Linked DNA regions of Homo sapiens: region 2 is linked to region 1. A link is a contact called in ENCODE Hi-C or POLR2A ChIA-PET data. All regions are on one chromosome and are shown on one strand. The core of a region is the stretch at or near the end of the contact, and the rest is flanking DNA. Distances in the headings are between cores, read along the strand shown.

Evidence for each region. Hi-C counts contacts between places; a loop is a spot of excess contacts on that map. ChIA-PET counts read pairs that join two places held with the same protein, here RNA polymerase II (POLR2A). Pooled maps may share reads with other maps.
Region 2: a pooled map shows a loop between it and region 1 (3-fold over the local background). The contact joins the promoter of HPDL here to the promoter of ZSWIM5 in region 1. A Hi-C loop is called at or near these places in 3 of 50 pooled maps. POLR2A ChIA-PET finds 5 or more read pairs at or near these places in 5 of 52 experiments (HEK293T, HepG2, T-cell and 1 more).

Annotation. Positions count from the first base shown.
Region 1 is chr1:45,203,184-45,209,286 of GRCh38, forward strand. It overlaps ZSWIM5 (zinc finger SWIM-type containing 5), which reads right to left and starts at 3,422. Exons shown (of 14, transcript NM_020883.2): 1 at 2,573-3,422. The coding sequence starts at 3,167. RefSeq lists silencers at 700-900, 2,869-3,028, 3,229-3,648 and enhancers at 2,000-2,900, 2,901-3,800.
Region 2 is chr1:45,322,956-45,329,058 of GRCh38, forward strand. HPDL (4-hydroxyphenylpyruvate dioxygenase like) reads left to right here and starts at 3,940. Exons shown (of 1, transcript NM_032756.4): 1 at 3,940-5,755. The coding sequence starts at 4,194. The coding sequence ends at 5,309. RefSeq lists a silencer at 942-1,236 and enhancers at 3,972-4,021, 4,032-4,281, 5,042-5,151.

The DNA.
Region 1 (6,103 bases), core at 2,172-4,671:
AGTTTTGATTTAAAATCTGAAGTATCCAATTTTTAACCAGAATTCATGACTTCCCATTACCAGATTTTGTGTGGAAAGTAATTAGAAATTACAGAATTTAATCTACCTACTCTTTCCACAAGTTTTTGTTTGTTTTTAATTTATTTGCCTTGAAGGCTTTTTTGTTTGTGCTTTCTTTTTTCATTTAAATTCCCTTTTTCATTAAATTCCCTTATGACTCTTTTTCTTAAAAAGATGTTGTCACAGAAATACCCCAACTTTCTGTTCTTCCTAAAGCATCGGCCTTCAGTAACTTCCCAAATCTGAGGTTCTATCGTTTAGAAACAGTAAGGAAATATGTAGAATTCTTAATTAGCATCACTTAGTAATTAATTGAGTTTGAAGTGCAGTTATAAACTGAAAAACACGATTACTATCTTGGTATATACGAATCACTTCCTTACTCATCTCTTGGCAATACTTTTAGAAAGCCTACTCTCTAGATTAAGTCATTTACTTATAACTTTAAGTTTAGGAGATGGGGGATGAGTCTCTATTAAAGGTGGTTCATACCAAAATACAGAACTCAAAAAGATGCAGAACAGGCTATCCTTCTCTCCTATACTTATTAACCTAAATTAAGGTCAGAATAATAAAAATTACACAGCTCGTGGTTCTCAAGTAGCATAAACTTAAAGTGATAAATTTATTCACCGGTCTTCGTCTTTGAAATCCAAAGTCAATCAGAAAACATGTTTGTTTATATGTGTCTTTTCTCAAGTCAATCAGAAAACATGTTTGTTTATATGTGTCTTCTGAAACTACCATAAGAGAGCCTATAACTCCAGAACCACATTAACTTTCATATTATAAAGGGGAAATATCTGATTTAAACATGATCTAGATTACCCAAAATATCCTATTTCATTTGGAAAGTGACACTTTAGTTACTTTAAAAATAGACACCTCTTTAAAACTCTTCCTCTCTTTTATTTGTTCCCTCAAGTTTGAAAATTCTTCCTCATCCATCTCTTACTATAAAATGACCACTTAAATTGATCCTTTTCCATTTAAAATATTTGAAACAAGAATCTTAAAAGTTAAATAAATGATCGAAACTCAGAAAAATTAAAATTTACAGACTAATAGGAAAATGATTGTATTTATTTTCATGTTTTCAGTGTTTCAGTATTAAAGCTGTACACCTTAATTACATATTTATTCAAGTCACTCTTTCAAAAATATACACAAATAAAGGACTAACCTCTTTCAAATAAACAAAACTTGCTCAAGCCACTGTCACTATATTCTGGCACAGGATAAATTTACATTTCACATTTGCAAAACAAGTTGTGGTATGCTGTTGTTTTGGTTAGAAACACAGGAATCAATGATTCTCAATAACCAGAAGCAGATTACTTTATATGAAACAGCACGATTCAAAGAAAAACATTTTTCAAATGTTTTCTCCAGGTTTTACCTGGAGAGCTAGATGTCTGGGGTTTGTGTCTTTCTGTGCTTGTTTAATTCTAAAAACAACCTCCCTTCAACTCCTTTCAAAAATCAGTATTTTCTTCAATTAATACGAGCATATAGTGTACAATAAAACGCATAAAGATATGTACTTCCAGAATGCCATAATAATCCAAATAGAAAAAAATTCGTGTTTTAATTTTCCACATAGCAAAGTCAATGTTAATCATTTTTTTATCCTTCTCCTTAACCATTCCACAAATCAGAAGCACTGTATTTATATATTTAATAAGATTAACAAACTGACTAGAAGCTCCGGAGGAGTAAAGGAAGAAATCATTTGTATAATATATTTTTCCATAACAAAAAGATAAAAGCAAATAGGACTTGTTAAATGAGAAGCTTTTGAAAAACCCAGCGTGACCAGCTTTTGATTTACCCCAGTCTGACAAGGAAGAGAGACCCCACCCCCACTCCAGATTGTATGGCTTTTTTTTTTTTTTTCCTTGGGTGGGGGTGTGGAGGAGAAGCTGTCACATTTCCATCTTCGGTTATTGTTAGTCCGCAGCCTAGATTCCCAAGCATCACCGGTCCAGGGGAAAAATCCTAACGCAGACAATTAAAACTGTCTGAAACATGCAGTATTTTGTTGGGGCTTTTTTCCCAGTGTTAATTTCATCGAGACTCAATCGGCTAGGGCTATAGATTGCCTCTGACAGTCTGTCCCTCAAACGCTCCCTCTAAAACCGCTTGTTCCAGATTTACTAACAATCCTCTCCTCTCCAAACTTAAATTAGGACAACACATTTCTGAAATTATTACATCCAAAAAGTCATACCTCCCCATTCTCTTTGCCTTGGTGTGGGGAATAGAAAGAGTGAAGAAGAGAGATCTATTCACTCTTCAAACAAAAAGAAATTGGGGTAGAGGGTCAGTGGAGGAAAGAGCAGTGGTGGACCTGAGTGAAAGGTTGAAAAAAGTTTTTGTGACTTGTTCGTCCTTCGGCAGGGGTACAGGAGTTGGGCAGAAGGCCGGGGTCTCGGCCCCAGGGCTCGGGCCGAGAAGAGGCACCCGCGGAAGAGGAGGCTGAGGACCCGAGAACGCCTGGACGAGCACATACCGACTTGCAGCACGTTCTCCACGGAGCCGCTGTCCAGCAGACGGATGCCCCGGCGGAACGGGAGCCCCTCGCCACCGCAGCCGGCCGCGCCGGCCCCTGCGCCCAGCCCGGGGGATGCCCCAGCCGCGACGCCCCCGGGGGCGGAGCCGGCCGGAGCGGCGGCCCCGGGGGGTGGCTGCGGCCCCTCCTCGGCCGGCGAAGCCCCCGCGGCGCCGCCAGCAGCGCCGGCGCCGGGGCCGCCCCGGTACTGGAAGCTGGAGTACATGCAGATCTCCCGCTCATTCCGCGGGAAGGACCAGTAGACGATGCGGCGCTGCACGGGCTCCGGGATCCGCTCGAAGCGCTCCTCCACCCGTTCGTATGCCCACTTTTCCGCCACCGTCTTGGCGGCGCAGTCCAGTAAGGAATCCGGCTGCAGGTGGGGGCGGGCCCCGAGGACCAGGCAGCTGCTGCCGACGCCCCCTGCCCCTCCGCCGGCTGCCCCAGGCGAACCGCGAGGGTGATGAGCCTGCGGGCTGGGCCACGAACACTGCCGCTTAGCCGGAGAGACCGGTGACGGCGAGAGCAGCTCCTCTCGCTCACCTCCGTCCGCCATTGCTGGGGACTGACTGACTGACTGAGGCGGCGGCGGCTGCTCGGGCTGCGGCGGAGACCCTGGCCACGGCCACGCGCCCCGCGCAAGCGCCCAGCGGTGGCGCCGAGGGGGGCGGGGCGAGAGAACCCGCGAGCCAGCCGGCCCGAGTGGGGAACCGCGGCCGGGCCCGGGAGCGCGCCGCGAGGGCAGACGCGGGCGGCCTGCAGGGTAGCGTGAGGCGGCGCGCGGTGTCCTGGCCGCCGCGGACGCGAAGACAGGCGGGAGCGAGCGCGGGCCCGCGGCGCGCTCCAGGCGCAAACAGCCTAGAACGCGAGCCGAGCGCTCTCGCGGATCCGGCGACCGCGGAGGGGAGAGGAGCGCCGGACGCTCTCGCACGCCCGCCCGCCCGCCCGCGCACCTCCAACCCACCTGCCGCCGGCCAGACAGGAATGGACTGTGTGACTGAATGAAATGGCGGGGCCATAAGCCATCCAAGGAGCCGCCTCCGTGAAGTTATAGGCTCGCGGGGTACAAGGAGAAAAAAACAATCCAGCTCCAACGGTACTGATGTGACAGGAGGTTGTCACAGCAGAGCGGAAGATCTGGCAGAAAGACGCTGGGAAAGAAGACACTAGGGGAAAACATCAGAAAGTTCGGATGATGAAAACTCACCTCACGCCACAACAATGTAGGATAAAGCCGGCGGTCACCCCACCCCAGAGTGGGACAAAGTCGCACCACCCCTTGACAATGGGGCATCAAGATCTTATCGCCACGGGGGTTGCATCCTGGTGGGGTCTTTTGGAGGGTTTAGCACCTTGCATCCTAGAATACAAAACACTTTTGCGTGTTTTTTGGTAGAATTCTCTGATCCCCTACCTCCAATCTGAATTAGGTCTTTCATGTTTTCCTCACTTGGCTCAGTCTTCTACACCTTTACATAGTTGTATTTTTATATATTTGTTTAATGTCTGACTGTCAACTCCATGAGAGTGAGAATCATGTCTATTTCCTTCACTATAATTTATCCTCTGCCTGGCACATAGTGGGTGCTCAAGAATGGCAGCTTCATCACTAACTCCATAAACAACACGCAATTGTAAGTTACTGTTTCTTGCTCGATCAAGAAAGCTCAGATTATTTCAGAATTTGCTGACAAACTAATCTCTACAACTTTAAAACGTTCCAAGAACTGTATTAAAAGAGTTTCTATAGTTGAGTTTGCCCTTCAAAGTAAGAGAGATTTAGAGTGTAGGATAAAATAAGAGTAAGAAGAGAGTAAATGATTGGAGACAGGCTGGAGCCACAGTTTGGTTTTGCTGTAATCTCAGAATTAAAGAGCACAGGCAGAATTGGGTGTGAATCACACTTGCTGTGTGTGATGCTATTCATGATTCTATTAAATCATTTGCAAAAGGGAGCTAGTAATAATGCTTCTACACATAAATGTTGTAAGAATTAGAAATAATTCACTTTAAAAAAAGTTTTTTTAGAGACAGGATCTCACTCTGATGTCCAGCCCGGAGTGCAGTGGGGTGATCACTGCAACCTCAAACTCTTGGACTCAAACTATCCTTCCATCTCAGCCTCCAGAATAACTAGGACAACAGATGCACAGCACCACACCCAGCTAATTCTAAATTTTTGTAGAGGGGCGGTCTCCCTATGTTGCCCAGGCTGGCTGGAATTAGAAGTAATTCAAATTGTTTGCTTATTCAGTGTAGTAGGTACTCAATAAGTATCTGTTTAGGCCAGATGCAGTGGCGCATGCCTGTAATCCCAAGGCTTTGGGAGGCCAAAGTGGAGGATCCCTTGAGGCCAGGAGTTCTAGACCAGCCTGGGCAACAGAGCAGACTGGAGACCCCATCTCTACACAAGAAATAAAAAATAGCAGGGATTAGTGGCCTACACCCTGTAGTCCTAGCTACCCTGAAGGCTGATGTAGGAGGATTGATTGAGCCCAGGAGTTCAAGGTTACAGTAAGCTATGATCATGCCACTGCACTCTAGCCCAGGCAACAGAGCAAGACCCTCTCTAAAAAAACAAAAAAAGAAAGAAAAAGAAATCTGTTTATATTGGTAAATGGATTTATATCTGTAAATAACTATAAATAGATTACTGCAAAATAGCATAATCCCTACTCCACCTTGAATCTGGTACCACATTTACAGGCTTCCATAACACACACTATTTTCTTTCCTATAATTTATCAGAGTTTTTTGGGAGAACGAATATTCCTTTAATGCCTGTCCCCCTAACTAGACTATGAGCTGTGGAAGGGCAGGAACCATTTCCATGTAAGGGCCTATTTCTACCACCTGCCAAAATGCCTACACATAGAAGATGTTCAGAAAATATTTGCACTTTGAATCAATGAATATGTTATTCTGATTTAATCAGTTACTGTCTTTTTTTTTTTTTTTTTTTTTTTTGAGATGCAGTCTCACTCTGTCACACCCAGGTTGGAGTGCAGTGGCACAATCTTGGCTCACTGCAACTTCCGCCTCCTGGGTTCAAGTGATTCTCTTGCCTCAGCCTCCCAAGTAGCTGGGTCTACAGGCGTGTATGCCACCATGCCCAGCTAATTTTTGTATTTTTAGTAGAGATGGGGTTTTACCACATTGACCAGGCTGGTCTCAAACTCCGGCTTCAAGTGATCTGCCCGCTTCAGCCTCCCAAAGTGCTGGGATTACAAGTGTGAGCCATGGCGCCTAGCCTATATTTATGTGTTTATTTGCTTAATGTCTGTTTCCCAAAATAGACTATAAGCTCCATGTTAGGCGGGCGTGGTGGCTCACACCTGTAATTCCAACACTTTGGGAGGCTGAGGTGGGTGGATCACTTGAGGCCAGGAGTTCGAGACAAGCCTGGTCAACATGGTGAAACTCCACCTCTACCAAAAATACAAAAATTAGCTGGGCATGATGGTGGGCATCTGTAATCCCAGCTACTCGGGA
Region 2 (6,103 bases), core at 2,690-5,189, 120 kb after region 1:
ATGATCTCTGCTCACTACAACCTGCGCCTACTGGGTTCAAGTGATTCTCATGTCTCAGCCTTCCAAGTAGCTGGGATTACAGGCATGCGCCCACCACACCTGGCTAATTTCTGTATTTTAGTAGAGACGGGGTTTCCACTGTGCTGGCCAGGCTGGTCTCAAACTCCTGACCTCAGATGATCCACCCACCTCAACCTCCCAAAGTGCTGGGATTACAGGCATGAACCACCGTACCCGGCCCTTTTTTTTTTTTTTCTTTTTTTGAGATGGAGCTTCGCTCTTGTTGCCCAGGCTAGAGTGCAATGGTGCGATCTCGGCTCACTGCAACCTCCGCCTCCTGGGTTCAAGCAATTCTCCTGCCTCAGCCTCTCAGCTTGCTGGCATTACAGGCGTGCACCACCATGCCTGGCTAATTTTTCTTTTTCTGAGACGGAGTCTCGCCCTGTCGCCCAGGCTGGTGTGCAGTGGCTCAGTCTCGGCTCACTGCAAGCTCCGCCTCCTGGGTTCACGCCATTCTCCTGCCTCAGCCTCCCGAGTAGCTGGGACTACAGGTGCCCGCCACCACGCCCAGCTAATTTTTTGTATTTTTAGTAGAGACGGGGTTTCACCGTGTTAGCCAGGATGGTCTCGATCTCCTGACCTCGTGATCCACCCGCCTCGGCCTCCCAAAGTGCTGGGATTACAGGCGTGAGCCACCGCGCCTGGCCTAATTTTGTATTTTTTTTAGCAGAGATGGGGTTTCACCGTGTTGGTCAGGCTGGTCTTGAATACTTGACCTCAAGCTATCCACTCGCCTTGGCCTCCCAAAGTGCTGGGATTACAGGTGTGAGCCACTGCACCTGGCTGCCCCCGTCCTTTTTATCACTATAGAGTCTGGACTGACGGAGCAGGAGCACTGCCATCTTGGACAAGCACTGCCATTTTAAGTTTTGCCTTGATCAAAAACTGCCTAAATCCAAAGGGCATCAGCCTAATGGCTAAGGTCAGCATGACCATAAACCACAAATGACATCTCTGACCAGAAACGTTCCAAGCCCCTCCCCAGCCAGAGACATGCCAGCCCCAAGATAACCTCCCCTTCGGCTGGAGAGGTGTCAGCCTCAAGATAACCTCCCCTCCAACCAGAGACATTCCAACTCCACCATAAACTTCTCCCTGACACAGAAACATTCCAAGCTCTCTCCAATAAATACTGTTAGTCTGGGCCAGACGCGGTGGCTCACGCCTGTAATCCCAGCACTTTGGGAGGTGGAGGCAGGCGGATCATGAGGTCAAAAGATTGAGACCATCCTGGCCAATATGGTGAAACCCGTCTCTACTAAAAAAAATACAAAAATTAGCTGGGTATGGTGGTGCGTGCCTGTAAGTCCCAGCTACTTGGGAGGCTAGCAGGAGAATCGATTGAACCCGGGAGGCGGAGGTTGCAGTGAGCTGAGATCTCGCCACTGCACTCCAGCCTGGTGACAGAGTGAGAATCCATCTCTAAATAAATAAATAAATAAATAAATAAATAGTCTGTAAGAGAGAGCACTCCTGACTGAAATCAGCCAGAAGCCCCTCTCAGGTTTGATTTTTGAGCTGCTTTTTGTGTTTCTTTCCTCTTTCTTTAACTCTTACTGTGACTTTGAACGGAATGGGAGGCAGATTGGCCCTAAGCAGTTCCCAGCTTGACTTTTCCTTTTAGCTTAGTGATTTGGGGCCCCCAAGATTTACTTTCCTTTCTTACTACCCAGGATTCCTTGGGGTGAGCTGCTCATTGAGTAGGCTGCCTAGCCTTTGGCCCATGCCAGTGAAGCCCCTGTCCCCATCTCTCTAGTAGGCCACACAACACCTTCTGGGAGGTACCACTGGCATTGTATCATGAGATAAAATAAAACAATAACTAAATAGCCAGGCATGGTGGTGTGCACCTGTAGTCCCAAGCTACTTGGGAGACTGAGGTGGAAGGATTGCTTAAGCCCAGGAGTTGGAGCCTGCAGTGAGCTGTGATCATGCCACTACACTCCAGCCTAGGTGACAGAGTAAGACCTCATCTCTAAAAAAACTTTTTTCTTTTCTTTTTTTTTTTTTTTGAGACAGAGTTTCTCTCTTGTTGCCCAGGCTACAGTGCAATGGCATGATCTTGGCTCACTGCAACCTCCGCCTCCTGGGTTCAAGTGATTCTCCTGCCTCAGCCTCCCGAGTAGCTGGGATTACATCTAATTTTTTGTATTTTTAGTAGAGATGGGGTTTCACCATGTTGGCCAGGGTGGTCTTGAACTCCTGACCTCAGGTGATCCGCCTGCCTCAGCCTCCCAAAGTGCTGAGATTACAGGTGTGAGCCACTGTGCCCAGCTCTGAAAAACTTTTTAAAATAAATAAATATTAGAATATGTGGGAAAATAAAATTAATTAAAAAAAAAAACAGTAACTACAATAGCAACAGCTACTATTTACTGAACACTTACTCCACCTCACTTAATCACAACTCTTTGAAGTAGGTACTATTATTTCCATTTTTACAGATGGGCAAATTAAGGCTCAGAGGCGTTAAGCAACTTGCCCATACAGACAGTAAGTGTTGCTGGTGATTCAAACCCAGGTCCGTCTGGCTTTTGGAACTCATGTCCTCACATTCACTGGTCTGCAGAGTAGCACCAAGTACCTTTTACCACCCTGACCAGCTCCTGGGTACTGCCCTCCTGCCTGCAGGCCTGAACACCATGACATCCAGCTAGCCCCTGTCCCCTATGACATCCTTCTCCCTCTTGCCAATGAAACCCAGTAGATCAGGCTGCCTGACAAAAAAATTTCTTGTGATGCCTTGGACTGTGGCATTCATCCTAAATGCCTCCCTAACAGCATGGCCCATTGCTCCTCTAAGAGTCTGGCTCACACTCTTACTGAGTTTTTGCTTATGCCCTTTGCCCTTCTTGGATGCCCTTCCCTAACCCTTCAAGGGCCACTCAGTTGAAGTTCCAGAAGACTACAAATTCCTCAATCCAGTCATCTCACACAATTCTGGGTTTCAGAGCCAGAAGTGCCCCCACCACAGAAATCTCTGGCTCAATGCCAAGTCAGGAAGCTGCAAAGAGCAAGGAGGGCCTGTGTTCCAGTCCTCAAAGGATGGGGAAGGGGAATGACAGCCAGGCAGCTGTTCCTTTCAGATCCCGAACCGTCAGATTTTTCCTCCAAATCTTGCTTGGGACAAGGGGTTAAATGATGTTGACAGAAGGGTGATTGAAGAAAGAGACAGGACTGGTTGAGAGATTGCCCAACACTTTGGGAGGCTGAGGTGGAAAGATGGCTTGAGCCCAGGGGTTTAAAACCAGCTTGGGCAATATAGCAAGACCCCATTTCTAAAAAAAAAAATTATTTTTAATTAGCTGGGTGTGGTGGCGTCCGCCTGTGGTCCCAGCTATTTGTGCACTGAGGCAAGGAAAATCGCCTGAACCCAGGAGGTGGAGGCTGCAGTGAGCTGTGATTGTGCCACTCCAGCCTGGGTGACAGAGTGAGACCCTGTCTCAAAACATATAAACGTGTGTGTGTGTGTGTGTGTGTGTGTGTGTGTATTCCAGGGAACATTAAGACTTAGAGGCAAACTCCAGAACTTAAAGAAAAAACATGAAAGTGCTAAAAAATTCCGTGCTTGTGGAGAGAGAATTCCAACTCTTTCCCTGAACCCGGGCTGAGTCCCTTCGCTGTGAGGTTGGGGGGATGAGTGGGAGCCCAGTGCCTGGCGCCGAGTGAAGGCAGCCATTGTGAGTTCCTGGGCTGGGGAAGGGAGGCTCAGTGCCCAAGGATGTGACCAGGCGTGAGGCCCGGGGAAAGAGCAGCGCGGCGACCCCGCAGTATCCGAGGCGACAGGGTGTGGGGGAGGGGGTGGGGAGTCAAAGGCGGAGTCACGGGCTCCGCCCTCTTTCTCCTGCTTGGCGCGAGCACAGGCACCGCGTGGTTCTCACAACCAGCAGCTCGGCTCACTGAGACCCGGTGGTCCAGACGCTGCTCCTGGCTGGGGTGGCGCTGCAGGGAGAACCGCGAGCTCTCAGGGGTCGGCGGGTGACTTCTTTCCGGAAGAAAGCGAGGAACGCGCTCTGCGGGGTGAGCCGGACTCCCCAACTCCGGACGATCAGCCCAGGACTGAGAGCCCCGAAGTCCCCAACCACAAGTAAGCGGCCCCAGAAGGACAAGTCTAGGTCGCCGTCCAGAGCGCCATGGCCGCGCCCGCCCTTCGTTTGTGCCACATCGCCTTCCACGTGCCCGCCGGGCAGCCCCTAGCCCGGAACCTGCAGCGCCTCTTCGGCTTCCAGCCCCTGGCTTCGCGGGAGGTGGACGGCTGGCGGCAGCTAGCCCTGCGCAGCGGCGACGCGGTCTTTTTGGTGAACGAGGGCGCAGGGTCTGGAGAGCCGCTGTACGGCCTGGATCCGCGTCACGCCGTGCCCAGCGCCACAAACCTGTGCTTCGACGTGGCGGACGCCGGCGCTGCAACCCGGGAGCTGGCAGCGCTGGGCTGCAGCGTGCCTGTCCCTCCCGTTCGCGTGCGGGACGCGCAGGGTGCCGCCACTTACGCCGTGGTCAGCTCGCCTGCCGGCATCCTCAGCCTGACCTTGCTGGAGCGCGCTGGCTACCGCGGACCCTTCCTACCCGGCTTCAGGCCCGTGTCCTCTGCGCCTGGCCCCGGGTGGGTCAGCCGCGTGGACCACCTGACCTTGGCCTGCACCCCCGGCAGCTCCCCCACACTTTTGCGCTGGTTCCACGACTGCCTGGGCTTTTGCCACTTGCCGCTGAGCCCAGGTGAGGATCCCGAGCTGGGCCTCGAAATGACAGCAGGGTTTGGGCTTGGGGGACTGAGGCTTACAGCCCTGCAGGCCCAGCCGGGCAGCATTGTCCCCACTCTTGTTCTGGCTGAGTCCCTTCCGGGGGCGACGACACGACAGGACCAGGTGGAGCAGTTCCTGGCCCGGCACAAGGGGCCAGGCCTGCAGCACGTGGGGCTGTATACGCCTAACATTGTGGAGGCCACTGAGGGGGTGGCAACTGCTGGAGGCCAGTTCCTGGCTCCCCCTGGGGCATACTACCAGCAGCCAGGAAAGGAGAGGCAGATCCGAGCTGCAGGGCACGAGCCTCATCTGCTTGCTCGACAGGGGATCCTGCTAGATGGTGATAAAGGCAAGTTTCTGCTTCAGGTCTTCACCAAGTCCCTTTTTACTGAGGACACTTTCTTCCTGGAGCTGATTCAGAGGCAGGGGGCCACTGGCTTTGGTCAGGGCAACATCAGAGCTCTGTGGCAGTCCGTACAGGAGCAATCTGCCAGGAGCCAGGAAGCCTAAGGATGCCCAGGGCTGGGTGCAGCCAGCTGTCCTGCAGCTCTGGGGAGACCAGCACAGAACTGAGGAACATCTGCAGGAGGCCCAACTAGTGAAAGGCTTTGCCTCCGGGGGGCAGGTGTGACTTCCATTTCATCAGTGCCTGCCAGAAGCTGTGTCTCTCATTGGGCTCCAAAGAGGTGGGATTTTTTAAAACTAAAACATTTCTTATATACAGTCTATAATAAATATGTAAGATACAAAGAACAATAAAAGAATTACACACTAGGAAATAGAACATAACCAATACTTTCGAGTCCTCCCTGTGTCCCGCTGTGATTCTATTTCCTCCCACCCACTCCTCAAATCCTGTCATTATTAGCCCTTTGCTTTTCTGTATTGTTTCACTCCGTATGTAACATAACCCTAAATAAATTATTTCGTATTTGAGGTAGGAATTTAAAACAGAACAAATCTTCTCCTGTGCTTCCTCTCCCCCTAGGGAGCGACCACTCAGGTGGGGAGGGGCTGGGTGAGAGTTGAGCCCAACTACCTACTCCAGAGTGATGCCACCACTCCAATTAGAGCTGACCTGAGACGTAAACAGAGGGTGTTGTGTGTCAGCCACTGGCAGGTTCTCCCTGTAGCTGCCTTGCCTTTCTCCTGGGGGTTGGAGGGCAGATCAGTCTGGACAGAACACCCCCACTCCAACCCCATCTGCCCGGGGCTGGCTGGGAGTTCAGCCAGAGAAAGTCAGAACCAAGCAGAACGTCACCACTTTTCTGGGTCCCTCCCTCAGATATAAGGGGTGAGGGGGC